2 separate regions of the Homo sapiens genome follow, and region 1 is linked to region 2. A link is an interaction called in ENCODE POLR2A ChIA-PET data of the cell type or tissue named here. Cell type or tissue: Caco-2. All regions are shown on one strand. Each heading gives the region's core, and the rest is flanking DNA. Links, peaks and the distances in the headings are about the cores only.

Region 1 (15,038 bases), core at 7,039-15,038, 220 kb before region 2:
CCAGGTTTAGGGCAAGTGTGTGGCACAGTCTGAAGGCCAGGAGCTGCCTGAAGCACTTGCAGGCTGAAGCCACAGCTGCAGACCAGAAGAGAGGGCACACACAGTGCCTTCCAGATAGAAGCCTGGCAGGGAGGAAAGGCCACTGGTCCTGCCTCAAAGTCACTGAGTCACTGCCCATTCCCTACCAGAGAACCTGTATATGAGGCCATGTCTACATGTTACACTGCATCTGTACCCATGCAGAGATTCACCATACACGTAAGGCAGTCAGTTGAAAGGAACGAAGGGGTCCCCAGGCAGGAACCCAGGATGGAGCAGTGGGTGGCATCTCATTGATACAGCACCACAAAAAGGTGAAGAGGGCAGCACAGTTGGTGGTGACTGGGCTGATTCCCATGAACCTGATTCCCAGTCCAGCTGTTTGTTAGCGTATGGGCGTGGACCCTACTTCCTGGGGCCTTCCACCCCTCAGCTGGTATGTTGATAAGATTATACAATGAGTCAGGTGCAGTGTCCCATGCCTGCAATCCCAGCACTTTGAGAGGCCGAGGTGGGTGGATCATTTGAGGTCAGAAGTCCGAGATCAGACTGACCAATATGGTGAAACCCTGTCTCTACTAAAATTACAAAAATTAGCTGGATGTGGTGGCATGCCCTTGTAGTCCCAGCTACTGGGGAGGCTGAGGCAGGAGAATTGCTTGAACTTGGGAGGCAGAGGTTGCAGTGAACCAAGATTCTGCCACTGCATTCCAGCCTGGGCAACAGAGCAAGATCTCGTCTCAACAACAACAACAAAGATCATGCAATGAAAAGGTGTATGACACATTGCCCAGGACACAGGAAGCACTCAATGGAGTGACCATTGTTATTCTGTGTTTTTCTGAACTTTTCTGGGTAACTGAAGAGGCCTGTAAAATGGCTTCTATTCAGCATTCCCTCCCAGTATTCGCTATCTGCTTCAGCAAGGCCTCACAGATTTGCGCAGTGTCTCTGGCATACATCATGTATCCCTTCCTTTTTTTTTTTTGAGACAGGGTCTCCCTGTCGCCCAGGCTGGAGTGCAGTGATGCGATCTCGGCTCACTGCAACCTCTGCCTCCCAGGTTCAAGTGATTCTCCCGCCTCAGCCTCCTGAGTAGCTCAGATTACAGGCGCCCGCCACCATGCCTGGCTAGTTTTTGAATTTTTTTTTTTTTTTTGAGACAGAGTCTTGTTCCATCGCCCAGGCTGGAGTGCAGTGGTGTGATCTCAGCTCACTGCAACCTCTGCCTCCCGAGTTCAAGCAATTCTCCTGCCTCAGCCGCCCGAGTAGCTGGGACTACAGGCACGCACCACCACGCCCAGCTAATTTTTGTATTTTTAGTAGAGATGGGGTTTCACCATGTCGGCCAGGATGGTCTCGATCTCTTGACCTCTTGATCCACCCGCCCTGGCCTCCCAAAGTGTTGGAATTACAGGTGTGAGCCACTGCGCCCAGCCCTAACTTTTGTATTTTTAGTAGAGACAGGGTTTTACCATGTTGGCTAGGCTGGTCTCGAACTCCTGACCTCAGGTGATCCACCCACCTTGGCCTCCCAAAGTGCTGGAATTACAGGCGTAAGCCACCGTGGCCGGCCCTAACTTTTGTATTTTTAGTAGAGATGGGGTTTCACCATGTTCGCCAGGCTGGTCTCAAACTCCTGACTTCAGATGATCTTGGCCTTCCAAAGTGCTGGGATTACAGTCGTGAGCCACCGCACCTGGCCTGTATAATCTGGTGATAGGCTTCTGATCGGCATGCACATGTCCTCCATGTCTGACCAAACCCACAGATTCCCTGTGGGCTGAGCTTTGTACCTACAAAAAGGTGGATGAGTCTAAGAGACAGGATGAATGGATGGGAGGACTGGAGGATGATGGAGGAGGAAGGCACTGGGTTTGACTACCAGATTCTGGCTTGGACAAGTGGGTGGAAGGAGATGCCCACCAGAGAGAGGAGGAATCAGGAAAGTAGGCAGCAAGGAGACTGGGGCTCATGGGCAGGAAAGTTTGAGGTCCCGCTCTGATGGGGGAGTGACCCAGCATCCTAACGCACCAGCCGCCCCTTCTTCCACCAAATCATTCTGTGGGCCTTCTGCTGGGCAATTGCAGGGGCAGTTTTGGCCTCACACACAGGACACTGAGGATCACAAGTGATTGTTCAGTTCGTATGTGATCTGAACAGGCCAGCGTTTGCTGTGTCCAGCACCATCACTCAATGGCTTGAGAGCACAATGGAGACTCCCATCCAGGAATGTGAGAGCAGCTGTTCAGCTGTTTGAGAGCAGACATTTGCTTACTGTCTTTTTGTAAGACCTTTCATATACGTGGCCTTTTTTTTTTGAGATAAGGTCTTGCTCTGTCACCCAGGCTGGAGTGCAGTGGTGCAATCACAGCTCATTGCAGACCTCCTGAGTTCAAGCGACCTTCCCACCTCAGCCTCTCACGTAGCTGGGATGACAGGTGTGAGCCACCATGTCCAGCTAACTTTTGTTTTTTCTTAGACGGAGTCTTGCTCTGTCGCCCAGGCTGGAGTGCAGTAGCACAATCTCGGTTCACTGCAACCTCCATCTCCCGGGTTCAAATGGTTCTCCTGCCTCAGCCTCCCAAGTAGCTGGGATTATAGGTGCACACCACCACGCCTGGCTAATTTTTGTATTTTTCATAGAGATGGGGTTTCATCATGTTGGCCAGGATAGTATCAAATTCCTGACCTCACATGATCCGACCACCTCGGCCTCACAAAGTGTTAGGATTACAGGCATGAGTCACTGCACCCGGCCCCAAGCTAATTTTTTATTTATTTTATTTTATTTATTCATTTTTTTTGTAGCGACGGGGTCTTCCTATGTTGCTCAGGCTGATCTCAAATTCCTGGGCTCAAGTGATCCTCCCATCTCAGTCTCCCAAAGTGTTGGGATTACAGGTGTGGGCCGACCGTGCCCAGCTACATGTGTCTTCTGATTCTCCAACCACCCAAGGAGATAGCTTCCCATTTCATAGATGAGGGGATTTACATATCTTAGAAAAGGGAAGGTGAAAAAGGAAAAGAAAACAGGTTTTTATCAAAGGCCTGCTCCATTTCCAGGAATTATCCAGGGCTCTTTCACATATATTAACAAACCTATTCTCTCAAAATCATTACATGCAGCATCCATAGCCACGTTTTAAGTTCTAAATAAGTTCAAGTTCTGTGAAGTAACTAAGGAGCCTAGCTAGGAAGGTGGAGACTCAGATGTAAAATCCAGTGCCCAGGCCAGGCGCGGTGGCTCACGCCTGTAATCCCAGCACTTTGGGAGGCCGAGGAGGGTGGATCATGAGGTCAGTGGATCGAGACCATCCTGGCCAACACGGTGAAACCCCATCTCTACTAAAAATACAAAAATTAACCAGGCGTGGTGATGTGCGCCTGTAGTCCCAGTTACTCAGGAGGCTGAGGCAGGAGAATCGCTTGAACCTTGAACCGGAGGCGAAGGCTGCAGTGAGCCACTGCACTCCAGCCTGGGTGACAGAGGAAGACTCCGTCTCTAAAAAAAAAAAAAAAAAAATATCCAGTTCCCAGCCCTGGAATCCAAAGTTCATTCAGTTACTATACATTCAGTCAACAACCATTTCTCCAACATCTACTATTATCATGTACACTTGGGAACAAAAAGATGAACAAAATAGAGAAGCTTTGGCTGGGCACGGTGGCTCACGCCTGTAATCCCAGCACTTTGGAAGGCCGAGGCGGGTGGATCACAAGGTCAAGAGATCGAGACCATCCTGGCTAACACGGTGAAACCCCGTCTCTACTAAAAATACAAAAAATTAGCCGGGCATGGTGGCGGGCGCCTATAGTCCCAGCTACTCGGGAGGCTGAGGCAGGAGAATGGCATGAACCTGGAGGCGGAGCTTGCAGTGAGCTGAGATCGCACCACTGTATTCCAGCCTGGGTGACAGAGCCGGACTATGTCTCAAAAAAAAAAAAAAAAAAAAAAGAAAGAAAGAAAAAAAAAGAAGCTTCTGCCATGGTAGAGTGTAAACATGTTGAGTACCATGCTGGAGAAGTACAAAGTGCTGTGGGAGGATGTAACAGGGCCAACTCTGCTTCTCTGGAGAAGTGACAGTTGAGCTAAGAGCTGATGGCTGACCACCAGGAGTTAGTGAGACAGAGCGGGCATGGAGGGAGGCATGTTCCAGGCAGATGGAACAGAGGGAACAGCAAGTGCAAAGCGTCTGAGCTGGTGCAGAGTTTGTGATGTTCCAGGGACTGTGTGATGGCCAGGGTGGCTGTACAAACAGCCCACCAGACCAGACTGTGCAGGACCATGTGGGCTGCATCTAAGATTTTTGAAGTTCAAGTCACCAAAAAGTTCTAGTTAAGTGGTGGGCAAAATCACAGTGGTTTTATAAAAAGACTGACTGACAAGTGGAGTGAAAGCAGAGACAAATTAGAAGGTTTTCCTGGGGATCTAAGAGAAAGACAAAGGAAGGCTGGACTGAGTGGCAGCTCAGGGCCTGGGAAGAAGAGAATGGATGCAAAGCCATTGAGGAGGCAAATCAACAGAGCTTGTGATGAACTCCACGTGGTGAGATGGCACAGCAAGAAGTGGCAGTCACTGTCGGATTCTCCCCTCTGACCCACAGCTCCTGAACTGCCCTGAGTAGCTTAAGGCAGGGTGCTGAGGTGAAGCACCAAGCTGAGTCTTATCTCAGCAAATCTAAGTTAGGCCGGGCATGGTGGCTCACACCTGTAATCCCAGCACTTTGGGAGGCTGAGGTGGGTGGATCGCCTGAGGTGAGGAGTTCAAGACCAGCCTGGCCAACATGGTGAAACCCCATCTCTACTTAAAATACAAAAAATTAGCCTGGTATGGTGGCAGGTGCCTGTAATCCCAGCTACTCGGGAGGCCGAGACAGGAGAATCGCTTGAACCCAGGAGGCAGAGGTTGTAGTGAGCTGAGATCACACCATTGCACTCCAGCCTGGGCAACAAGAGTGAAAACTGTGTCAAAAAAAACAACAAAAAAAACAACAACAAAAAAAACCTAAGTTAGAGTCTACAAAATGTTTCCTTTGATTTTTTTCAGAATGCCATCATATCTGCGTCCCAGAGCTGAGCTCACCCATTTAGCAAGATTCATTCTGACAGCATGAGCCTGCAGTTACCTTGTAAGTTATACTGCCTGCTCACTGTCCTCACTGGAACCATCCTTGCTCCTGCCCAGTGGCCTATGAAAGAAATCTCTCAATAAACTCCCAGCCAGACTCTAAGCCAGTGAATTCTGAAGCCCTCTCACCATCTGTGACCACTTCATTGACTGCCATGACCCCGGCCACCTGGCACAACTGCCCAGCCCAGGATGGGACTGCTTCTGTGGGGAACTGGGTGGGGAAAGAAATGATGCACGTGGAGCTCTTTATTTGCTTCTGATATGTACAGGTATATACAGTTGGTGAGAGTCTATGGTACATTATTTCACAAAATTATCTTACATCTGTGCACACTCCTGGGCAAGAAGTGGCAGATTCTGCCCCTAATATCCCATAGATGGTGAAGGAAAAGGATGCTACCAGGAGCCACCCCCTTCCGAGGACATTCATGGGGGCCGCCTGCCCTCTTCCCAGACACTGGAGCCCTCCCACGGACAATCTGTGCCTCCCACCTGCTCTGAGCACTTGCTGACAGGAGTGGTGGCAGCAGCAGCAGCTGCTTCCAAAGTCTTTCTTCTAGAGTAGAAGACTTGTCGTGGGGGCCAAAAACAAACAAACAAACAAACAAACAAACAAAAAACAATGGCCCCCACTCACTGATAGCAGCAAACGGACACCTGACTCCTAGAGCCTGCCTGGAATCCTCCGCCCCGGGTTTGAGGGCAGTGGCTCACCCACCTTCCCCCAGCACAGGTGCAGCCTGGCCTCACGGGGCACTGGCATGCATCTTCTCCAGGCAACTTGTCCAGAACGTGACCAGCCGGTTGTCACGGTTGATGCAGAAGTCCGTGAAGTCCTTCAGCAGCCGATCAGCAAACTTTTCATCCCCTGTGGCGCTGGAGCGCCATGTTTTGGTGAGCATGGTGTTGTAGGCCCAGTTGTAGCCGACCCGCTCCTCGCAGAACATGTTCTGGTTGGTGGAGCTGGTGGAGTTCCGCCGCCGCCGCTGCTGCCCTGAGAACTTGCGCTTGGAGTAGGGCAGCTGCAGAAACACTGTTCCTGAAGAGAAAGGGGAGCGCCTGTGTGGCAGCCACCAGGAGGGCTCCTGGAGCCTGCTGAGGTGGTTCTGCAGCCATAGGCTTGGTGCAAGGAAAGGGATGTGGACCCACCTGCCCAACTCTGCCCGTAGCTCCTCACCTGTAACGTGGATATACTGAGGCTTGTTCTCAGCAGGGAAGTTAAAAGCAGAGGCAGAATATTTATCTTGTACAAACCCAAACCTAGGGAAGGACAGGAAGACATGCTAATCAGCGCCTCCTTAGTTAAAGGGGCAAGGGAAGAGAATGTAGCTGATAGGACTCTCGGACAGCCTGAGACACAGAGATCTGGAAAGATCTCTTTCCAGATTGCACATGCAGGCTGCTTATTTTTGTCCTCACCCTCACCACTTTCTGACCTCTACCTCTTCCAACACCATGGCTTACCAGACCTCCTCACACCCAGCAGCCCGTCATCTCCGTGGTCCACCATGTCACTACCACCATAGTGAAAGAAAGCCTTCCCACCGGCTGCACTCTTCATCCAGCCTTCATCTCTGCTCAGACAGCCCGTCCCTCCTACCATGTTCCCTACCCATCCCAGCAGACCTTCCCACTGAGCGTTCTCCCCCATCCCATCCTGGGCCTCTCACTGGAATCTACCTCATGTCTTGACAGGCCACACATACCCACCCGCATACTCGAGGCTATCCATTCCTCCAGGGAAGGTCCTTATCTTTTTTTTTGGTGAGAGGGAATCTCGCACTGTTGCCCAGACTGGAGTGCAATGGCATGATCTCGGCTCACTGCAACCTCTGCCTCCTGGGTTCAAGTGATTCTCCGCCTCAGTCTCCTGAGTAGCTGGGATTACAGGCATGTGCCACCATGCCTGGCTAATTTTTGTATTAGCCAGGATTGTTCTGGAATTAGCCAGGAGAATCACTTGAATCCGGGAGGCGGAGGCTGCAGTGAGCTAAGATCATGCCATTGCACTCCAGCCTGGGTGACAGGGCGAGACTCCATCTCAAAAAGAAAAAAAAAGAGGAACGCCAAGCTGGGGCTCTCTGCTTCCCTGTGCTCTGGAAATGGGCAGGAGGAGCCATTTTTCATCTATGGCTTGTTCTATTCCTGGTTTTTCTATTTCCATAAGGCACATTTATTACAGTTCTACCTGCTAAGAGCTGTAAAGGACGTGGTAACAGATGTGGCTCCTGCCCTCTAAGTCTGAGGGGTTTATATAATGGAGACAGTGATGTAGGCAGAACTAAAGAAGGGAAAATGCCTGTCTTCTTTCCTGGACTGAGTTCCTTGGGGAGGTGCTGTGTTGTATCCTCTACATAATCTGCATTCCATAATTTTTTACCAAAGAATACATGAAGTCAAATATGCAAACTAAATGGGTAGGCTACTATGCACTGTAAGCTCCCTGTCTACAGGCTGATTATATGATGAGGATTGGCTCTGGATTTTGCCTTTGCAAAATCCTCTCTACTCTTGCTCTGTCATCCAGGCTGGACTGCAGTGGTACAATCTTGGCTCACCGCAACCTCCACCTCCCGGGTTCAAGCAATTCTTGTGCTTCCAGCCTCCCAAGTAGCTAGGATTACAGGCACGCGCCACCATGACCAGTTAATTTTTGTATTTTTAGTAGAGACGGGGTTTCACCATTTTGGCCAGGCTGGTCTTGAACTGCTGACCTCAGGTGATCCGCCTGCTTCGGCCTCCCAAACTGCTGGGATTACAGGCGTGAGCCACCACACCCAGCCTGCTTTCTCTCTACTTTCTAATTAAGGCTACTGATTTCCTCAGCATGGATCAGCCTGATTTTTTTTTACCAGAGTAATTTTTTTTTACCTCATTTCTTCCTTAGGTCACCAGGAAAGAACAAAAAGGCAATTTAACCACATGGTTCCTGGCCACCTGACTGTCCACTCAGGGAGAATGCAAGACAGAAACGCAGTAAGGGCAGGGGAGGGGATATAATCATCTCCACCTGCCCCAAGGAAGATGAAGGAGGAGCTGTAGGTCACAGCCTAGGGGCTGAGGAAGATGAAGGAGGAGCGGTAGGTCACAGCCTAGGGGCTGAGGAAGATGAAGGAGGAGCTGTAGGTCACAGCCTAGGGGCTGAGGAAGATGAAGGAGGAGCTGTAGGTCACAGCCTAGGGGCTGAGGAAGATGGACACTTTTTTAGCTCTTTCTGAGATGGACCTTATGGGTGGGCTGATGTGTCATTTAGAGCCACAGTTGCACTTAAAGCTCCACCCTATGCAAAAGCTACATATGAAACTACTCTAGGCAGGCACCTTGCTAGGCATTATAGAAGGAAACACAAATAGGAAAAAGCATACCCCTGCCCTCCAAGGGCCCCCAAGTCACTGGAATACATTCAGAGTGTTTTGAAAGAAAGGGAAAGAGGAATTCAGAGAGGAAACATTTGGGAATCCCTGGAGGAAGATTCTGACAGGTGTGGAACAGGGGAGAGGTTTAAGTGTGAAAGGTGGGAGAGGTTAGGTGTGGAAGGTGGGGGGGCTTAGGTGTGGAAGGTGGAGGGGTTTAGTTGTGGAAGGTGGGGGGCTTTAGGTGTGGAAGGTGGGGGGTTTAGGTGTGGAAGGTGAGGGAGTTTACGTGTATAAGGGGGGGTTTAGGTGTGGAAGGTGGGGGGAGGGTAGGTGTGGAAGATGGGGGGAGGGTAGGTGTGGAAGGTGGAAGGGTTTAGGTGAGGAAGGTGGGGGAGTTTAGGTGTGGAAGGTGAGGGGGTTTAGGTGTGGAAGGTGGGGGGTTTAGGTGTGGAAAGTTGGGGGGGTTAGGTGTGGAAGGTAGGGGGATTTAGGTGTGGAAGGTGGGGGGGTTTAGGTGTGGAAGGTGGGGGGAATAGGTGTGGAAGGCGGGGGTTTACGTGTGGAAGGTGGAGGGGGTTTACGTGTGGAAGGTGGGGGGGTTTAGGTGTGGAACGTAGGGGGGTTTAGGTGTGGAAGGTGGAGGGGGGTTAGGTGTGGAAGGTGGAGGGGGGTTAGGTGTGGAAGGTGGAGGGGGGTTAGGTGTGGAACGTAGAGGTACAGAAGGTGGGGGTTTAGGTGTGGAAGGTTGGGGGTTTAGGTAAGGAGCACACTGCAGCACACTGGTACAATGATGCAGAGGACTGGTCAGAAAACAGGTGAGGGTATCTGTGGTAGAAAAAGCTGGCTGAGGAGGAAAGTACAATAGTTCCTGGGAAGATAGACCAGGATCTGGACTGAGGGGGATCAGGAGGAGGATGCAGTGAAGGAAAAAAGCAGATTTAACAAATAAAGGCCACGTTCTGAGTGACATCCTGCCAGCAGGGCAAGCAGGGTAAGAGCTACTTAGAAACTCGTGAGTTAGCAGGGTCCCCCCTGGTGACTGCTGTCTACTGAGGGCTCACTAGGTGCATCACCGGGCTCTCCAGAACATCAGAGAACCCTCCCAGCTTCCCCGTGAGGGGTAAGAAAATGGAGGCTCACCAGTTCCAGAATTGCTCATGGTTCCTCAGCCAGATGCTGGTGGAGGTGGGAGTGGATAAGGCCTGTCTACTTCGTACATCAAGGCCCTTTCCCATTGACTGCTGCACTCTCTACCTTCTGCCCTGAATCTGCACCACCCACTGTTAGTGGAAGGAGGAAATCAGCCACCCTTGCCTTCATTCCACAGTCTTTGCTAAGCACCTGAGCTAGGTCTGTGAAGGGGTAGACCTTAGACGAAGGTCTAAGGTAAGCTGGGGCCATCGTGGGTGTGAGAGGCTAAATAGTCCTGTGGTTGTATGAGTATATATAAGTATATATATATATATATATATATATATAATAAGGAGATGACAGGATACTGGAGAAGGTGTAATGAGAGGATTACCAAAGCAAGAACAAGGGGCTTTGTTTTTACCATGACTAACATGAAGTGGCCATCAGATACCAGGCTGGTGATGTTTGGAGACAACACAGTCGGCTGGACTAGTCTAGTGGGAGACAGTGAAGTCTAGGACAGGCTTTCCCTGGCACACATATTAGGTGCCAAGAAATATCTACTGACTCATCTATTGCTTTTTAACCATTCATTGTCTTTTCAACCTGTGTTGGGCTCTTGACACATTTTTTAATTTTTCATTTTATATTATTTCCTGAATAGCTTGGCCTAGGGTCTTGTTGGAGGCTAAGGAGAGAGTTCTATGTTCTCCACTCAACTGGAAGAAGAAAATAATGAGGTCTGAAAAACAATAGTTACAGGAAACAGGGAGGCAGCGCTTATCTCAAAAACCAATGTAAAGAGTCCTGTTGGAGATAAGCAGTGAATTTGCCATTGGTGGAATACATCCCTTTCTCTAGGAGCTAAAAAAATGAGTTTCACTTTGGTAACTGCTATTCAAGATAAACACTGATTTCCTTCCCACTCTTCACACTTGCTAAGGGACAAACCTGTGTGCAATGGCTTCCTGGAAGAGGTGCATTCGATCCCAGTACGTTTCGGGTTCAAAGCCTGAAAGGAAAATAAGAATAAATATTGGGTTGTGATCACAAGGTTTGTAATTCTCTCTGGGCCAGTCTTCTGTACCCTTTACTACTCTTGGCAATCAGTCCCCTTGAGCCTAACCTCTGCTTCTCCATACTACGCCCTTTGAGAAAGACTGGCCTCCATCCCAAGGGTCAAAGAAAGGACAGCTGTGTGTTCACACCATCCCTTCCCCCAAGCAAGCTATAGCTGGGTCTAGGAAGGTGAAGTCCTCAGCAGTCAGTGTGAGCTACCAGAACTCAATATAAGGCTCATTCGAATGACTTCTTATACCCAAAGCTGAAAGGAGCATGATATTAAAGTACAAACAGAAGATAAACTGTAAATGCATGTTAGTTGCCATGGTCATAGCTCACTGAAGCCTTGAATTCCCGAGCTCAAGTGATCCTCCTACCTTAATCTCCCAAGTAGCTAGGACCACAGACATGCACCACTATGGCCAACTAATTTTTTTTTTTTTTTTTTTGAGGGAGAGTCTTGCTTGGTCACCCAGGCTGGAATGCAGTGGTGCGATCTTGGCTCACTGCAACCTCGGCCTGCCGGGTTCAAGTGATTCTCATGCCTCAGCCTCCCGAGTAGCTGGGATTAGAGGCACATGCCACCACACCCGGCTAACTTTTGTATTTTAAGTAGAGACGGGGTTTTACCATGTTGGCCAGTCTGGTCTTGAACTCCTGACCTCAAGTGATCCGCCTGCGTCGGCCTCCCAAAGTGCTGGGATTACAGGCGTGAGCCACTGTGCCCGGCCCCAACTAATTTCTACATTTTTAAAAATTTTTAATTTTTAAATCTTTTTGTAGAGATGGCATCTCACTATGTTGTCCAAGCTGGTCTCAAACTCCTGGCCTCAAGTGATCCTCCCACCTCTGCCTCTCAAAGTGCTGGGATTACAGGCATGAGCCACTGTGCCTGGACCATGTAAGCTGCTTCTAAGGAACAACTACTACCCCCACTTTTTTTTTTCTTTTTGAGAGGAAGTTTTGCTCTTGTTGCCCAGGCTGGAGTGCAATGGCACGATCTCGGCTCACCACAACCTCTGCCTCCCAGGCTCAAGTGATTCTCCTGCCTCAGCCTCCCGAGTAGCTGGGGTTACAGGCATGTGCCACAGCGCCCAGCTAATTTTTGTGTTTTTAGTAAAGATGGAGTTTCAACATGTTGGCCAGGCTGGTCTTGAACTGCTGACCTCAGGTGATCTGCCTGCCTCGGCCTCCCAAAGTGCTGGGATTATAGGCGTGAGGCACTACACTCGGCCCACCCCCACTTTTTTGTATTACCAATCTTCCCACAAGAAAGGGCAAATATTATAAGCTCCATTCTAGAGGTAGGAAAATTGAAGCAAATAAATATAAAAATAAAAATTTGGGCCAGGTGCGGCGGCTCACACCTGTAATCCCAGCACTTTGGGAGGCTGAGGTGGGTGGATCACCTGAGGTCAGGAGTTTGAGACCAGCCTGGCCAACATGGTGAAACCCCGTCTCTACTAAAAGTACAAAAATTAGCTGGGCGTGGTTCCACATGCCTGTAATCCCAGGTAATCGGGAGGCTGTGGCAGGAGACTCACTTGAACCCAGGAGGCGGAGGTTGCAGTGAGCTGAGATTGCGCCACTGCACTCCAGCCTGGGCGACAGAGCAAGACTCCATCTCAAAAAAACTAAAATAAAGTAAAATAAAATAAAAGTTTGAAGAGTAATCAGCTGGGGAGGAGAGCAGAAAAGATAAGTCCGCTCCTCCATAACCCACTTTGTTACTCCAGCCTCATGCCTTCTGCAAGGCTGTTGCTGAGAACCAAGAGTGGAGGGGGAAGGGTGGAGGGCTGTGGAGGGCTGGGGAAGGCTGTCGCACAGCACCAGAGGACAGAGTCCGGGCTGCTCTCAGGGAGGAGGTGCTGAGGCCTGGGGTGGTAATTGCACAGCCATCCCAAAGACAAGAGTGCCTGCGGTGGTTTTGCTAATCTTTCCACATTTGGAATTTTCTACCTGGGATGGATTTGAGGATTTAGGGCAACTAAAGAGCAAAAAGCCAGGCACAGTGGCTCATGCCTGTAATCCCAGAACTTTGGGAAGCCGAGGCGGGCAGATCACCTGAGGTCAGGAATTCAAGACCTTCCTGGCCAACGTGGTGAAATCCCATCTCTACAAAAATACAAAAAAAATTACCTGGGCATGAATGGCGTGTGCCTGTAATCCCAGCTACTCAGGAGGCTGAGGCAGGAGAATCACTTGAACCCAGGAGGCGGAGGTTGCAGTGAGAGGACATCACGCCACTGCACTCCAGCCTGGGTGACAGAGCGAGACTACGTCACAAAAAGAAAAAAAAAAGGGCAAAAAGCAAAAAAGACTTTGGCTTTAAACAGAGAAAATCCACACACACAGCACACTCTTGTCAGATTTTTAAGATTTTGAATTTGCTGCTATAGGAAATGGCAAGAACAAAAAGAGAAGAGGCACAGAAGCAAGAAAATTGATTTTTAGATTCAAATCCTTATTGCTTTAAACTGGGACCCTTTCTGCAGCTGTAACCATGGCAACCAACAGAGGCTGCTGGTCTTGAAGACTGAGTTACAACTGGCAGGGAAAAACAACTTGCACAAAAATGTCCTCCAACGCCAGCCCTGTGGGCAATCCTGTGCTGTTATAGCAAAGGTGAAAAACCCCCAAAGAGTCTTTGGACAGTTTCGGGGGAAGATCTCTCTGTTCCTTCAACATAATAAAAACAATAGTACCAGGAGCTGCTTGGCTTAAAACTGCCCCATATGAACACAATCATCTGGCATTTCAGGACTGCATAAATGGTCCTCTCTCAGCCACATCACTGTGAGGTTAAACAAGAACATGTGTGTTTCAAGGGGGCTTTGTAAGCTCTGTGTGTCCCACAGTCTATAGCCCCCAGCAGGTAGGGCCTCTGTGGGGCTTGCTTGGGACCCCGATTATCACTTAGAACATTGTGTCTATAAAAAAAATCTTCCAAACTGCAAACAAAAAATACACGGATGGGCTTTTGGAAGAAAAGCTGTTTGCACCATGAGGGCAGCCTGTCACATGGAAATTGCAGGAATACTTTGCTTGGCCTAATCCACCTGGGGAGATCTCCTTATCTTTTGGGCTGGTTCTCTGCCGCTGATCACGACACAGACTTACAAGGGGACAAGAAGAAAGCATCTCTCTTACGTCAAATGTTGTTTCCTTCACAGTTCTAATCTTTATACCTGAGAAACCTCAGGGCTCCTGACGTATCAGCATCAACCCTAGCTTTGCGTTTTAAAAAAGATCATCTGTGAACTCATCAAAAGCTTTGTAGGAGCTATTTATATGTGCATCCACAACGAGCACTTGGTAATAAAAAGCTATATGCTGTGTCAAGTACAGCTCAGCTCGTCTTTGATCTGTCCTAAACCTGCCCTCTGGGTTCTGGGCTCTGGGGTAGAGCAGCAGGTCCAGGCTGACCCTGGGTACTCTCTTTCTGATTGAAAACCTTTCCCAGAGGGAAAGGCTCTGATTTGGTTCCTGCTATCATCCTCTGATCCTGCTTTGTCTTCCCTGAGATGCATGACTCGAGTCACACGCACCATTCCAGAGGCTGACATGCCACAGCTTTGCACAAAAGGATGCTGTTTCCTGTTTTGCTTTTCATGCCCTCCCTTTCCTGGCCTTTTTGCACGAAATAGCATATGCAAGTCTCCCGTGAGGTTTAAATCCCTGCAGCCCAAACCAGTTAGGCTGGAGCATATGAAAGGAGAGCGTGGGAGAACACCAGTGCTGCCTGTGATTTATAGAGTTTAGCGCCCTCTCCCACCCACCACTTTGCTCCAGGCAGCTCTAGACACTCTCATTTTAGGAATAAGGAATTCGAGACTCAGAGACATGAAATGATTTGTCCAGAGTTATCCAGCCACTAAGTCAAGAATCAGGATCCTTTAGAACCTTGATCCTTTTGGCCCCTTGTTGAAAGGCTGTCCCTTTTCCCTAGTCCGTGTTGACTGGATACCCAGAGTGGTGTCCTTGTTAGGGACGGGGTCTTACTGGTTGAGACAACCTCCAGAAGGGAATATTTCTTACTATCAAACAGGTGCTCGCTGCCCTCCTTGAGCAAGCAGCTGATGTTGAGTGGGATGAAGAGCTGGGCACGAAGGGGGTCGCCATACAGGTAACTGGGCAGTGCAAAAGGCCCCTCCAAAACTGGGACTAACAAGAAGCCACAGGAGGTGGCTTTCCGATGCCAACCTTGGACCTGGCGGAAAGTACAGAAACAAACAATATCATCTCCAAGTTCTTTCAAACAAGAGAAAATACTTCCCAAGGAGAAAACCCGCCAGAAAGGCAGCATGCATATT
Region 2 (15,077 bases), core at 930-8,929:
TTACTTTGTTCTCGTGGCTTGGCAATAAGTTAAAATAGACATTCCAAAGTTATATGTCACAGTAAGCATCGTTCCTTCCAAAGTGGTCACCATTTTCTGAGGAGTATCCTGTTGTAACTGTGGGACCAGCTCAAACTGATTAACCATTGCTTAAGTTGTTACAGGTGAGACAGCCAAAATTGCCTGAGCGTGCACAGTGGAAAAAAGCTTTAACGTTTTAATTGTTACCACCACGAGCCTGGCAGGCCGACTGCATTGGCATCACCTAGGACTAGATAGGAATGCCATAAAAGCTTGACCCACTTCCAGATCAGGGAGACATTTGAGCATTGCTTCCTGTCTCTGTGCCAATTGACTTTTTTTGGGGGCGGGGGGTGGAGTTTCACTCTGTCGCCAGGCTGGAGTGCAGTGGCATGCAATCTCAGCTTATTGCAACCTCCACTTCCTGGTTTCAAGGGATTCTCATGCTTCAGCCTCCCAAGTACTGGGATTACAGGCACCCACCAACAAGTCCAGCTAATTTTTGTATTTTTTTTAGAAGAGGGTTTCACTATGTTGGTTGGGCTGGTCTTGAACTCCTGACCTCAGGTGATCCCCCCACCTCGACCTCCCGAAGTGCCCGGATTGCAGGCGTGAGCCACTGAGCCCAGCCTCATTTACTTTTTTTGAGACAGAGTTTCACTCTTGTTGCCCAGGATGGAGTGCAATGGCACGATCTCAGCTCACCGCAACCTCCGCCTCCCAGGTTCAAGCGATTCTCCTGCCTCAGCCTCCCGAGTAGCTGGGATTATAGGCATGGGCCACCACGCCTGGCTAATTTTATACTTTTAGTAGAGACGAGGTTTCTCCATGTTGGTCAGGCTGCTCTTGAACTCCCAACCTCAGCTGATCTGCCCGCCTCGACCTCCCAAAGTGCCAGGATAGCAGGTGTGAGCCCCCGTGCCCAGTCCCTCGTTTACTTTTTAAAAGATCTCACCACTTAATACTTGTCCTTCCCAGCTGTTTATGAGGTTACGCTATGAATCTTCTGCTTCTCATTTAGCCAATGGAAACTGGTAAAAGAATGACTGAAAACACCTCTGTAACACCACACTGATATATTCCAGAAAGAAGCATGATTCCTGGTGACATTCTTCCTCTGCCCAGAGCAAAAGCAGTGAGTGCCCAGTTTCCCTTCTTGGCCTCAGAACTGCAACAAGGAATTCTATCCATGTAGTCTTCTATTTACAGAACTTAACTGCGTGACAGCTGTGCTTCTTGTTAGGTTTCATGGTTATTTGGAGAAATGTACTCTCCTACACCATTTCTTGAGAAAAGAGTTGCTAATTAACAGTTAAGGCAGTATAATCTCTTTAACCTCTCATTACAGAATCTTGTGTTGGTAGAGCCTGGTGAAGACTGATCAAAACTAATTTAAGGCTGAGCGCTGTAACTCATGCCTGTAATCCCAACACTTTGGGAGGCCGAGGCAGGTGGATCACTTGAGGTCAGAAGTTGAAGACCAACTTAGCCAACATGGTGAAACCCCATCTCTACTAAAAATACAAAAATTAGCCAGGCATGGTGGTGCACGCTTATGATCCCAGCTACTCGGGAAGCTAAGGCTGGAGAATCACATGAACCTGGCAGGCAGAGGTTGCAGTGAGCCAAGATCACGCCACTGCACTCCAGCCTGGGTGATAGAGCGAGACCCTGTCTCAAAAAAAACAAACCACTGATTTAAGAATCCTGGCCAGGCGCAGTGGCTCACGCCTGTAATCCCAGCACTTTGGGAGGCCGAGGCAGGCAGATCATGAGGTCAGGAGATCGAGACCATCCTGGCTAACATGGTGAAACCCCGTCTCTACTAAAAATACAAAAAAATTAGCCGGGCGGGGTGGCGGGTGCCTGTAGTCCCAACTACTCAGGAGGCTGAGGCAGGAGAATGGTGTGAACCCGGGAGGCGGAGCTTGCAGTAAGCTGAGATCGCACCACCGCACTCCAGCCTGGGCGAAAGAGCGAGACCCTGTCTCAAAAAAAAAAAAAAAAAAAAAAGAATCCTCTCTGTGGTGTCCTGTCCTCTTCCAGCAATGGAAAACACATTTCTATTTACTTTCCCTTTTTTTTTTTTGAAACAGTCTCACTTTCGCCTAGCCTGAGTGCAGTAGCACAATCACAACTTAGCTCACTGTAGCCTCGAACTTCCTGGCTCAAGAGATCCTCCTACCTCAGCTTCCCAAGTAGCTGGGACTACAGTCATATGCCACCAAGCCCAACTAATTATTTTTTGGAAGAGACAGGGTCTCACTATGTTGCCCAGGCTGGTCTCAAGTGATCTCCTGCCTTGGCCTTCCAAAGTACTGGGATTACAGGCATGAGCCACCGCGCTTGACCTCCCCCGCCACCACTCCACCTTTGAGACCGTCACGCTCTATCACCCACGCTGGAGAGCAGTGGCATGATCACGGCTCATTGCAACCTTGGAACTCCTGGGCTCAAGCCATCCTCCTGCCTCAGCCTCCTGAGTAGCTGAGACCACAGTGCCATGACACCAGGCTAACTTTTTATTTTCTATAGAAGCAAGGTCTTGTTACATTGCCCAGGCTGGTTTCTAACTCCGACCTTCAAGCAGTTCTTTCACTTTGGCCTCCCAAAGTGCTGGGATTACAGGTGTGAGCCACTGCACCTGGCCAATATCACAATTCTGCGGTTCATTCTGGGATTTCTCCTTTTTATCTTATTATTTTTTTGAGACAGAGTCTCACTCTGTCCCTCTGGCTGAAGTGCAGTGGTGCGATCTCGGCTCACTGCAACCTCTGCCTCCCAGGTTCAAGTGATTCTCCTCCCTTAGCCTCCCAAGTAGCTGGGACTACAGGTGTGCATCACCACGTCCGGATAATTTTTGTATTTTTACTAGAGACGGGATTTCACCATGTTGGCCAGGCTAATCTCGAACTCCTGACCTCAGATGACCCACCCGCCTCGGCCTCCCAAAGTGCTGGGATTACGAGCATGAGCCACAGCACTCGGCCAGATTTCTCTTTTTTAAAAAGTGTTCTAGAAAATTCATAATTCTTCAACTTACAGGGTCATAAGTGAGTCCTTCATGACATCTTTCTCAAACCACCAGTCCCTCCTCCTTCCTTATCCACAGCTGATAGTTTTCCTTCGCATTTCACTGAGGAGGTAGAAGCAATCTGAATACAACTTCCACACCGACACTTGGCTTTTCCTTGCTCGGATCTCATGATACGTGTGCACTTGCTGCCTGTGCCGACAGTGATGCCCTTCTCTCACATTTCTACATGGTTCCTTCAGTTACTGTATTCAGATATGTGCCTTTCCAGATCCCTCTACTGGGAAGTGTACTGCCTCCCATTATATGTCCTCCTTATGGTGTGCGAGATAAGAGAAAGATTTTTTTTTCTTTTTTTGAGACAGAGTCTCACTCTGTCGCCCAGGCTGGAGTGCAGTGGTGTGATCAAGACTCACAGCAACCTCCACCCCGGGTTCAAGCGATTCTCCTGCCTCAGCCTCTCAAGTAGCTGAGATCACAGGCGCCCGCCATGATGCCCGGCTAATTTTTGTATTTTTAGTAGAGAAGGGGTTTCACCATGTTGGCTAGGCTGGTCTCGAACTCCTGACCTCAAGTGATCCACCCGCCTCGGCCTCCCAAAGTGCTGGGATTCCAGGCGTCAGCCACCGCGCCCGGTCGGTGATATATATATATATATATATATATATATATTTTTTTTTTTTTTTTTTTTTTTTTTTTGAGGCGGATTCTCGCTCTGTCGCCCAGGCTGGAGTGCAGTGGCGCGATCTCGGCTCACTGCAAGCTCCACCTTCTGAGTTCACGCCATTCTACTGCCTCAGCCTCCAGAGTAGCTGGGACTACAGGCGCCCACCACCACGCCCGGCTTATTTTTTGTATTTTTAGTAGAGATGGGGTTTCACCGCGTTAGCCAAGATGGTCTCGATCTCCTGACCTCGTGATCCACCCGCCTTGGCCTCCCAAAGAGCTGGGATTACAGGCGTGAGCCACGGCACCCGGCCTGTTTTATATATTTTTTAACACCACCACGTCCCCATATTATTCACGTTAAGCTCCTTGAGGTCAAAGACTTTGCTATATTCACTCTGGCCCCTCGGACATCTAGAACAAAACTTGGTCTTACGTGGTGGGAGCTCAGGAAATACTTCATGCGTCAATGAATGATTCCCGCCCCCGTTGCTACACAGACCTGCCCAAGTCCTCTTTACCTCGCTGACTCTCTGAATATTTGAAGACGCCCCCTAATTTTTCTCCACCCCTTCTTAAATTATTCCTCAAGGGACCTGGATTCTAGCTGCCCGAGCACTGACAGCGAAACCGGGCACTTCCTGGTATTCGGATATGCGCAGCGCCAAGCGCAGCCGCACCCACTGCTGGCCTCACGCCGTCTGATTGGCTGCAGCTCTCCGGAGGGGCGGGGCCATCCGAGAAGCTATCCATATTGGAGGAGGCTGCTAGTCCTTTGCTGGTACCTGCCGGGCTGGAGAGCGGGGAGGGTCACGTGGTTAAGACTCGCCACGTGGGCCGGGCGCGGTGACTCAAGCCTGTAATCCCAGCACTTTGGGAGGCAGAGGCGGGCGGATCACTTGAGACAGGCCTGGCCAACCTGGTGACTCTACTAAAAATACAAAAAATTAGCCGGGAGTGGTGGCGCGCGCCTGTAATCCCAGCTACTCGGGAAGCTGAGGCAGAAGAATCGCTTGAACTCGGGAGACTGTAGGTGCCGTGAGCCGAGGTCGCGCCACTGCACTCCAGCCTGGGAGAAAGACTCGCCTAAGCAGTTTCTCTCTTTTCTTTTGCATTTTTAATCTTAGACTTTTGGAGATGTTGAAATGGTCGCTGAAACACTGCAAACACAGGGATGGGGGACAGATCCCAAAGTATAGCAGCTACTCATGAGTCCCAGCGCCCCTCCTGTCCTTCCCCTACTGCTGCCTAAGTGGTCTTCCTAAAACACAAGTTTGCACTTGTCAGAACCACTCCTTAAGATCTCTCATGGGTTGCCCTCGTCTCCAAATAAAGATACTAACCACTGAGCTGGCCACGGTGTCTCACGCCTGTAATAGCAGCAGCACCTGGGGAGGCCAAGGCGGAGGACGTTTCACTTGAAGCCAGGAGTTCGAATGTGTGTGTGTCTGTGTGTGTGTGTCTGTGTGTGTGTGTGTGTGTATATATATATATATATATATATATATATGCCGGGCACGGTGACTCACGCCTGTAATCCCAACACTTTGGGAGGCCAAGGTGGGTGGATCACCTGAGGTCAGGAGTTCAAGACCAGCCTGGCCAACATGGTGAAACCCTGTCTCTACTACAATACTAAAAATACAAAAATTAGTCGGGCATGGTGGCAGGAGCCCGTAATCCCAGCTATGTAGGAGGCTGAGGCTGGAGAATCACTTGAACCCAGGAGGCGGAGGTTGCAGCGGCCAGAGATTGTGTCATTGCACTCCAGCCTGGGTGACAAGAGCAAAACTCCGTTTCAAAATAAATAAATATATATGTATATATATATAATATACATAATATATAATATATATTATATATATTTTTTATATATGGGGGGGGCAAGGTCTTGCTATGTTGCCCAGGCTGGATTAGAACTCTTGGGCTCAAATGATCCTCCTGCCTCAGCCTCCAAAGTAGCTGGGATTACAGGTGTCAGCTACTGTGCCCAGCCTATTTTTACATCTTTATTTTTATTTTATTTATTTATTTTTTGAGACGGAATCTCACTTTCTCGCCCAGTCTGAAGTGCAGTGGCGTGATCTTGGCTCACTGCAGCCTCCGCCTTTCCGGTTCAAGTGATTCTCCTCCTTCAGCCTCCTGAGTAGCTGGGATTACAGGCACATGCAAACATGCCTGCCTAATTTTTGTGTGTTTAGTAGAGATGGGGTCTCGCTCTGTTAGCCAGGGTGGTCTTGAACTTCTTTTTTTTTTTTTTGAGGCGGAGTCTCACTCTGTCACCCAGGTTGGAGTGCAATGGCATGGTCTTGGCTCACTGCAACCTCCGCCTCCCGGGTTCAAGTGATTCTCCCGCCTCAGCCTCCCCAGTAGCTGGGACTACAGGCACGTGCCACCACACCCGGCTAATTTTTGTATCTTTATTAGAGACACGGTTTCACTGTGTTGCCCGGTCTGGTCTCGAACTCCTGACCTCATGATCCGCCTGCCTGAGCCTCCCGAAGTGCTGGGATTTCAGGCATGAGCCACCGCACCCAGCTATTTTTACATAATTTAAAAGTACACAAATAGGCCAGGTGCGGTGGCTCACGCCCATAATTCCAACACTTTGGGAGGCCAGGAGTTCGAGACTGGCCTGGCCAACATGGTGAAACCTCATCTCTACTAAAAATACAAAAATTAGCTGGACGTGGTGGTGCACGCCTGTAATCCCAGCTACAAAGGAGACCTGGAGTTGTCTGGATACCTCTGTTTCAGGAAGGCAAAGGCCATAGTGTATTATTTTGGAAAAGGAATTTCCAGTGAAAGATTTTGAACATAAGCACATCATTTGGTCAAATATGTCTAAGTCTTGCTATCTTTTCTTGGCTTTGGAAGAAAAAGAACTTTAGAAGTAGGAGGACACAACCGGGCACGGTGGCTCACACCTGTAATCCCAGCACTTTGGGAGGCCGAGGAACGCGGATCACGAGGTCAGGAGATCCAGACTATCCTGCCTAACATGATGAAACCCTGTCTCTACTAAAAATAGAAAAATTAGCCAGGCGTGGTGGCACGCACCTGTAGTCCCAGCTACTAGGGAGGCTGAGGCAGGAGAATTGCTTGAACCAAGGAGGTGGAGGTTGCAGTGAGCCGAGATTGCACCATTGCACTCCAACCTTGGCAACAGAGTGAGACTCCATCTCAAAAAAAAAAAGAAGGAAAAAAAAGAAGAAGTAAAGAAGTAGGAGGACACATCCTCATTTAGAAAATTGCCTCATTTCCCCGTGATGCTCCAGTGGGTACGAGAGTGAGTGTAATGAAATAGATGGTACATCTGTCAACTCCAAAACTCAAAGGAAACATTCTTTTAAAGAACTGGCTATCTCAAAGTGTTAATAAGATTCTTGGCAAGATTAAATCAACACTGAAATAAAAAGAGCAAGATAAAAACCTATATATTTAAAGAATTTATTTTGAAAGAAAAGCCATACAAATATAATATAAGCTGTTTATTCTTACATTGTATGTGCAAAATCCGAATGAGAAGTACATTCCTGGCCAGGTGCGGTGGCTCACACCTGTAATCCCAGCACTTTGGGAGGCCGAGACAGGCGGATCACAAGGTCAGGAGATCAAGACCATCCTGGCTAACACGGTGAAACCCTGTCTCTACTAAAAATACAAAAAAATTAGCCAGGCGTAGTGGCAGGCGCCTGTAGTCCCAGCTACTCAGGAGGCTGAGGCAGGAGAATGGTGTGAACCCGGGGGGCGGAGCTTGCAGTGAGCCGAGATAGCGCCACTGCACTCCAGCCTGGGCGACAGAGTGAGACTCTGTGTCAAAAAAAAAAAAAAGAGAAGTACATTCCTGATGTGTGTTTGTCAGCTATTGTTGTGATATTGCTGCATAACAAATCACCCCAAATTCAGTAGAGAACAATAGTGACCATTTATCCTCATGCTCATGGATCTGCAGGTTGACTGAGGTGGGCTGATCTAGGCTTGGCTCAGTCTAATGGCTCTGCTTCAGCTGCAGGTCAACCGGGCATGGCTGTACTTTAGGTCCAGGTCTGCTTAAAATGTCTCTTATTCTCCTTGCACCAACTGCTCCCTAGAGCAGGAGATCCAAGCCAAGTCAAACAGCACATTTAAGGCCACTCCTCTCTTCACATCCTTATATGATCCATTGACCAAAGCAAGACACATGGCCAAGCTCCACATGAACAAGGCAGAGAAAATATTCTACTCATAGTGGAAGAATTGTAGACCTACATGTCAAATGAGAAGGATATAACACAGCAAGAGCATGTGCCGGGCACGGTGGCTCACACCTGTAATCGTAGCACTTTGGGAGGCAGAGGCAGGCAGATCACGAGGTCAGGAGATCAGAACCATCCTGGCTAACACGGAGAAAACCTGTCTCTACTAAAATTACAAAAATTAGCCGGGCATAGTGGTGGGTGCCTGTAGTCTCACCTACTTGGGAGGCTGAGGCAGGAGAATCGCTTGAACCCAGGAGGCGGACATTGCAATGAGCCGAGATTGCACTACTGCACGCCAGCCTGGGCAACAGAGTGAGATTCCGTCTCAAAAACAAACAAACAAAATACAGCAAGATCATGAATAATTGGGATAAATGAACAATAATTCAATCTACCATAAAGTATAAAGAAAATAGAATATAAGAAGAAATATTCTTCCTATAAGAATATAAGAGGCTGGGCGCGGTGGCTCATGCCTGTAATCCCAGCACTTTGGGAGGCCAAGGCAGCGGATCACCTGAGGTCGGGAGTTCGAGACCAGCCTGACCAAAATGGAGAAACCCCGTCTATACTAAAAATACAAAATTAGCCAAGCATGGTGGCACATGCCTGTAATCCCAGCTACTTGGGACGCTGAGGCAGGAGAATTGCTTGAACCTGGGAGGCAGAGGTTGCGGTGAGCTGAGATCGCACCATTGCACTCCAGCCTGGGCAACAAGAGCGAAACTCCATCTCAAAAAATAATTTAAGAATGAGGCTGGGTGCAGTGGCTCCTGCCTGTCATCCTAGCACTCTGGGAGGCCCAGGTGGGCAGATCACTTGAGGTCAGGAGTTGAGACTAGCCTGGGCAACATTGTGAAACCCTCTCTCCACCAAAAAATACAAAAATTAGCGCAGGATTTCTTGGAATTTCTTTCAGAGACTTCGTGCTGCAAATCACACTGCAAGGTGGTGCACGCCTGTAGTCCTCAGCTGCTCAGGAGGCTGAGGCAGGAGAATGGCTTGAACCTGGGAGGTGGAGATTGCAGTGAGCAGAGATTGCACCACTGCATTTCAGCCTGGGCAACAGAGTGAGAGAGAGTCTGTCTCAAGAAAAAAAAAAAAAGAAGAAGAATGTAAGAGTGATAGAAGTAGCCAAAAAATTGGATCTACCTAAAAGGTAATCTTATGAACAGCTTGAGACCTAAGAAATCTGTTTCAAAATCTGCTTTGCAAAACAATTTTCATGGCTGGGTGTGGTGGCTCACACCTATAATCCCAGCACTTCGAGAGGCTGAGACAGGCAGATCACTTGAGCCTAGGAGTTGGAGACCAACCTGGGCAACATGGCAAAACCCTGTCTCTACAAAAAATACAAACGAAGTAGCCAGGTGTGGTGGTCCATGCCTGTAGTCCCAGCTACTTGTGAGACTGAGGCGGGAGGATTTCTGGAGCCCAGGAGGCCCAGGCTGCAAAGAGCTGTGAGTGTGCCAGCTGCACTCCAGCCTGGGGACAGAGCAAGACCCTGTCTCAAAACAACAACAGCAATGAAAACAAGTTATCTGTCTCTGGCAGCGTCAAACACACAGAAATTAAAATCTGGCAGGATTTCTTGGAATTTCTTTCAGAGACTTCATGCTGCACATCATTCAGATGATTAAAGTTCCAGGTCACTTTCTTTTTTTTTTTTTTTCTTTTGAGATGGAGTCTTGCTCTGTTGCCAGGCTAGATTGCAGTGGTGCCATCTTGGCTCACTGCATCCTCTACCTCCCTGGTTCAAGTGACTCTCCCACCTCAGCCTCCCGAGTAGCTGGGACTACAGGCATGAGCCACCACAGCTGACTAATTTTTGTATTTTTAGTAGGGATGGGGTTTTGCCATGTTGGCCAGGCTGGTCTCAAACTCCTGACCTCAGGTGAACCACCCACCTCGGCCTCCCAAAGTGCTGGGATTACAGGCGTGAGCCACTGCACCCGCCCTGCCAAGATCACTTTCTTGCAACATATTGTTACAAAACTTTTGTGAGCTGAATGGGGTTATATGACTTTAGCATTCCACAACCTCTCTTCCATAGCTCTGTATTCAGATACCAGCCACAGAATTCCGTTGTTCCACTTCAATACTCACATTATCCCAGTATTTTTTGGAAGGCCCAGGAGTCATGAAAATTCAGCCTGGAAAACTTTGGACACCTTGGGTGAAATGCAGCAGCCTGGAAGTCAGATTGCAGTATCCAGTCCAGCCATTTCACTTGCTGACCCTGTGACCTTCACAGAGTCACGTGACCTCTCCTTATCTTTAAAATGAAAAACTTGAGGCCGGGCGTGGTGACTCAGTCTCTACTAAAAATATAAAAATTACCCAGGTGTGGTGGCGTGTGCCTGTAATCCCAGCAGTTCAGGAGGCTGAGACACAAGAATCACTTGAGCCTAAGAGGTGGAGGTTGCAGTGAGCTGAGGTCACACCATCACACTCCAGCCTGGGCAACAAAGTGAGACTCCATCTAAAAAACAAAAACAAAAAGAAATAATACAGAGATCCTGGTGTACCCTTTACCCAATTTTCCCCCAATGGTAACATCTTGCAAAACTATACAATATCATAATCACAGTATTGACATCCATATAGTCAAGATACAGTACATTTCTATTACCAGGACCTACAAGGATGCCTTAGTCCTTTTATAGCTGCACACATTTCCCTCCCACTCCCACCCTCTCTTTAATCTCTGGCAACCACTAATCTGTTCTCCATTTCTCAATTTTGCTTGCCATGTAACATAACACATTCACAGGTTCTGAGGATTAGAATGTGGACATCACTGGCCGGGCACGGTGGCTCACGCTTGTAATCCCAGCACTTTGGGAGGCCAAGGCGGGTGGATCACGAGGTCAGGAGATCAAGACCATCCTGGCTAACACGGTGAAACCCCGTCTCTACTAAAAATACAAAAAATTAGCCAAGCACGGTGGTGGACGCATGTAGTCCCAGCTACTCTGGAGGCTGAGGCAGGAGAATGGTGTGAACCCAGGAGGCGGAGCTTGCAGTGAGCTGAGATCGTGCCACTGCACTCCAGCCTGGGTGACAGAGCAAGACTCTGTTAAAAAAAAAAAAAAAAGAATGTGGACATCACTGAGGATGGGGGTGTAGTGGTATTATTTAGCCTATCACAAAGTCGCATTGCAAACATCCCTTCCTCCAGGAGCCTTCTATACAAATCACTGCCACCAACCCAAATTAATTAAGCCATGCTACTTTTTTTTGAGATGGAATCTCACTCTGTCACCAGGCTGGAGTGCAGTGGTGCAATCTTGGCTCACTGCAGCCTCTGCCTCCTGGGTTCAAGCGATTCTCCTGCCTCAGCCTCCCAAGTAGCTGGGACTACAGGCGTGCGCCACCATGCCCAGCTAATTTTTGTATTTTTAATAGAGACGGGTTTTCACCATGTTGGCCAGGATGGTCTCGATCTCTTGAGCTTGTGATCCACCCGCCTCAGCCTCCCAAAGTGTTGGGATTACAGGCGTGAGCCACTGCACCTGGCCAAGTCACAGTACTTTTAAGTGTACTTTCTAATACCTACCATTAACCATAAACCAAATGTAAAGTTAATTATGTGACAGTTTCAATGTACAATTTTGAGAATTAGGGTTTTTTTTTTTTTTTTTTTTGAGACAGAGTTTCGCTCTTGTTGCCCAGGCTGGAGTGCAATGGCACGATCTCAGCTCACTGCAACCTCCACCTTCTGGGTTCAAGTGATTCTCCTGCCTCAGCCTCCCAAGTAGCTGGGATTATAGGTGTGCGCCACCACGCCTGGCTAATTTTTGTATTTTTAGTAGAGATGGGGTTTCACCATGTTGGTCAGGCTGGTCTCGAGCTCCTGACCTCGTGATCCGCCTGCCTTGGCCTCCCAAAGTGTTGGGATTACAGGCGTGAGCCATCACGCCCGGCTGTTGTTTTGTTTTGTTTTGTTTGTTTGAAACAGGGTCTTACTTCTTCACCTAAGCTGAAGTGCAGTAGCACCATCTTGTCTCACTGCAACCTCTGCTTCGCAGACTCAAGTGATTCTCTAGCCTCATCCTCTCGCATAGCTGGGACTAACAGGTGTGAGCCACTAATTCCCAGCTAATTTTTGTATTTTGTAGACACAGGGTTTTGCTACTTTGCCCAGGCTGGTCTTGAACTCCTGGGCTCAAAGCAATCTGCCTGCCTAGGCCTCCCAAAGTGCTAGGACTCCAGGCGTGAACCACTGCACCGGGCCAAGAATTTGTTTTTGTTTTTGTTTTTGAGATGGAGTCTCGCTCTGTCGCCCAGGCTAAAGTGCAGTTGTGCAATCTTGCCTCACTACAACCTCCACCTACTGAGTTCAAGTGATACTCCTGCCTCAGCCTCCCTATAGCTGAGATTACAGGTGCATGCCACCACTCCTGGCTATTTTTTGTACTTTTAGTAGAGACAGGTTTTCACCATGTTGGCCAGGCTGGTCTTAAACTCCTGACCTCAAGTGATCCACCCATCTTGGCCTCCCAAAGTGCTGGGATTACAGGAGTGAGCCACTGCACCCAGCCAGCTTTTTTGTTTTTGTCTTTTCTTTGAGACATGGTCTTGCTCTGCTGCTCAGACTAGGGTGGCAGTGGTGCAATCATAGCTCACTGCAGCCTCAAATTCCTGGGCTCAAGTGATCTTCCTGCCTCAGCCTCTCAAGTAGCTAGGATCCTGTGGGCGTGTCACCACGCATTGCAATAATTGGCTTTTTTATAACTACACGGTACCTTACAGTTTTCGATAATAATTATCCCTATGTAACAAACATCATGCAATAGAACAAATGAGATTTTCTTGTTGGGGGGCGGGGTGTGGAGCTTGAATTCTAAAAACGCAGATTTCGAAGGAGGACTCCTCCCTGATGTCTGTACTCACCAGAATATAAGCTTCATAAAGGCATGGATGCCCACGGTCATACCTAGAGCAGACTCCCATAAATACACACTTATTAAATCAATGAATAAATAAATGAATGGATGGATTAAGCAAATGCTTCTGACTAGAAGTGTCAGAGCATGGGCAAGGTTGAGAGGCAGCAGCCCTAAAATTAAACAGTGATAATAACAAAGCTAGCAGCTTCCACTTATCAAGCACTTCCTGTGTGCTGCACACAAATAATGTTGCAAACCCTCATTATAACACTATAAATTGGGTGCATCACCCAGGCTGGAGTGCAGTGGCATGATCGTGGCTCACTGCAGCCTCGATTTCCTGAGCTCGGGTGATCCTCCCACCTCAGCCTCCCAAGTAACTGGGACTACAGGTATGCACCATGATGCTGGGCTAATTTTTCTATTTGTTGTAGAGATGGAGTTTCACCATTTTCTCAAACTCCTTGGCTCAAGTGATCCTCCTGCCTGAGCCTCCCAGAGAGCTGGGATTACTAGCTTGAGATGGAACAAGGTAAACTGGTTTCCACAGTGGCTGCACCATTTTACATTCTCATCAGCAATGTACAAGGATTCCAGTTTTTCCCACATCCTCTCCAATGCTTGTCATCTTCCTTTTTTTTTTTTTTTTTTTGGAGATGGAGTCTTGCTCTGTCACCCAGGCTGGAGAGCAGTGGCGCAATCTCAGCTCACTGCAACCTCCGCCTTCTGGGTTCAAGTGATTCTACGGCCTCAGCCACCTGAGTAACTGGTATTACAGTTACTCGGCTCACTGCAACCTCTGCCTCCCAGGTTCAAGCGATTCTCTTGCCTCAGCCTCTTGAGTAGCTGATATTACAGTTACTCGGCTCACTGCAACCTCCGCCTCCCAGGTTCAAGCGATTCTCTTGCCTCAGCCTCCTGAGTAGCTGGGAGTACAGGCATGCACCACCACACCCAGCTAATTTTTGTATTTTTACTAGAGACAGGGTTTTACCATATTGGCCAGGCAATCTCGAACTCCTGACCTCATGATCCGCCCTCCTTGGCCTCTCAAAATGCTGGGATTACAGGTGTGAGCCACCGAGCCCAGCCCGACCAGCTAATTTTGTCTCTACTAAAAAGTAGAGACAGGGTTTCACCATGTTGGCCTGGCTGGTCTTGAACTCCTGACCTCAGGTGATCCACCCACCTTGGCCTTCCAAAGTGTTGGGATTACAGGTGTGAGCCACTGTGCCCAGCCTAAAATCAACCATTTTAAAGTGGACAATTCAGTGACATTTAGTACATTCACAACGTGGTGTACCATTTCTGTCTAATTCAGGACAAATTTTATCATCTCAAAATAAAACCTTGTTGTGCCTATCAGGTAGTTACCAATGTTTCCCAATTTTAACAGATTAAGAAATGGACTAAGACAATAGGAAAAGTGCTGGCTGGGAGCCATGGCTCACACTTGTAATCCCAACTTTTTGGGAGGTCGAGGTAAGAGGATTACTTGAGCCTAAGAGTTGGAGACCAGCCTGGGTAACATAGTGAGACCCTCATCTCTATAAAAAATACAAAATAAGCTGAGTGTGGTGGTGTGCACCCGTAATCCCAGCTACTCGGGAGGCTGAGGTGGGAGGATTGCTTGAGCCTGGGAGGTCCAGGTTGCAGTGAGCCATGATTGTGCCACTGCACTCTAGCCTGGGTGTCAGAGCAATATCCTGTCTCAAAAAAAAAAAAAAAAAAAAAGAAAAAGAAAAAGAAAAAAAGTGCTAAGGACCCACAACAAAATTTTTAATATTAAAATTAAAAAATGAGGCTGGGTGCGATGGCTCATGCCTGTAATCCCAACACTTCGGGAGGCCGAGGCAGGAGGATCACTTGAGCCCCCGAATTTGGGATCAGCCTGGCCAACATGACGAAACCCTGTCTCTCTAAACAAAAATACAAAATTTAGCCAGGCGTGGTGGCCAGTGCTTGTAATTGAAGGCACTGGAGAGGCTGAGGCAAGAGAATCGTTTGAACCCGGTAGGCGGAGATTGCAGTGAGCCGATATCGCGGGCCACTGCACTCCAGCCTGGGCCACAGAGTGAAACTCTGTCTCAAAGGAAAAAAAGGAAAAGAATATAATAATAATGAATTCAGCTTGGATTTATAAATATAAATGTGTTAATATAAAGACAATAGTCTTTATACCAATACGGTTGTAAAATAAAATTCTTAATTTTTTATGGAGAA

What was found. Peaks named below come from ENCODE experiments on the same cell type or tissue, not always from the same donor. Only the 100,000 strongest peaks of a DNase experiment are listed, where the experiment ranks them.
Region 1: POLR2A ChIA-PET joins it to region 2 with 8 read pairs; 3 of 35 experiments call an interaction of 5 or more read pairs at or near these places.

What each region holds. Positions count from the first base shown.
Region 1 is chr22:31,897,379-31,912,416 of GRCh38, reverse strand. It overlaps DEPDC5 (DEP domain containing 5, GATOR1 subcomplex subunit), which reads right to left. Exons shown (of 43, transcript NM_001242896.3): 40 at 14,764-14,935; 41 at 10,615-10,675; 42 at 6,351-6,433; 43 at 4,384-6,212. The coding sequence ends at 5,920. Among named protein-coding and RNA genes, the nearest start is that of YWHAH, 40 kb to the left of the region's middle. RefSeq lists an enhancer at 1-248. In Caco-2, for the core only: no CTCF peak of the experiment used is centred there; no DNase peak of the experiment used is centred there.
Region 2 is chr22:31,666,255-31,681,331 of GRCh38, reverse strand. No RefSeq gene overlaps it. Among named protein-coding and RNA genes, the nearest start is that of PISD, 12 kb to the right of the region's middle. In Caco-2, for the core only: no CTCF peak of the experiment used is centred there; a DNase peak (open chromatin) is centred at 4,461; H3K4me3 peaks cover 677 bases.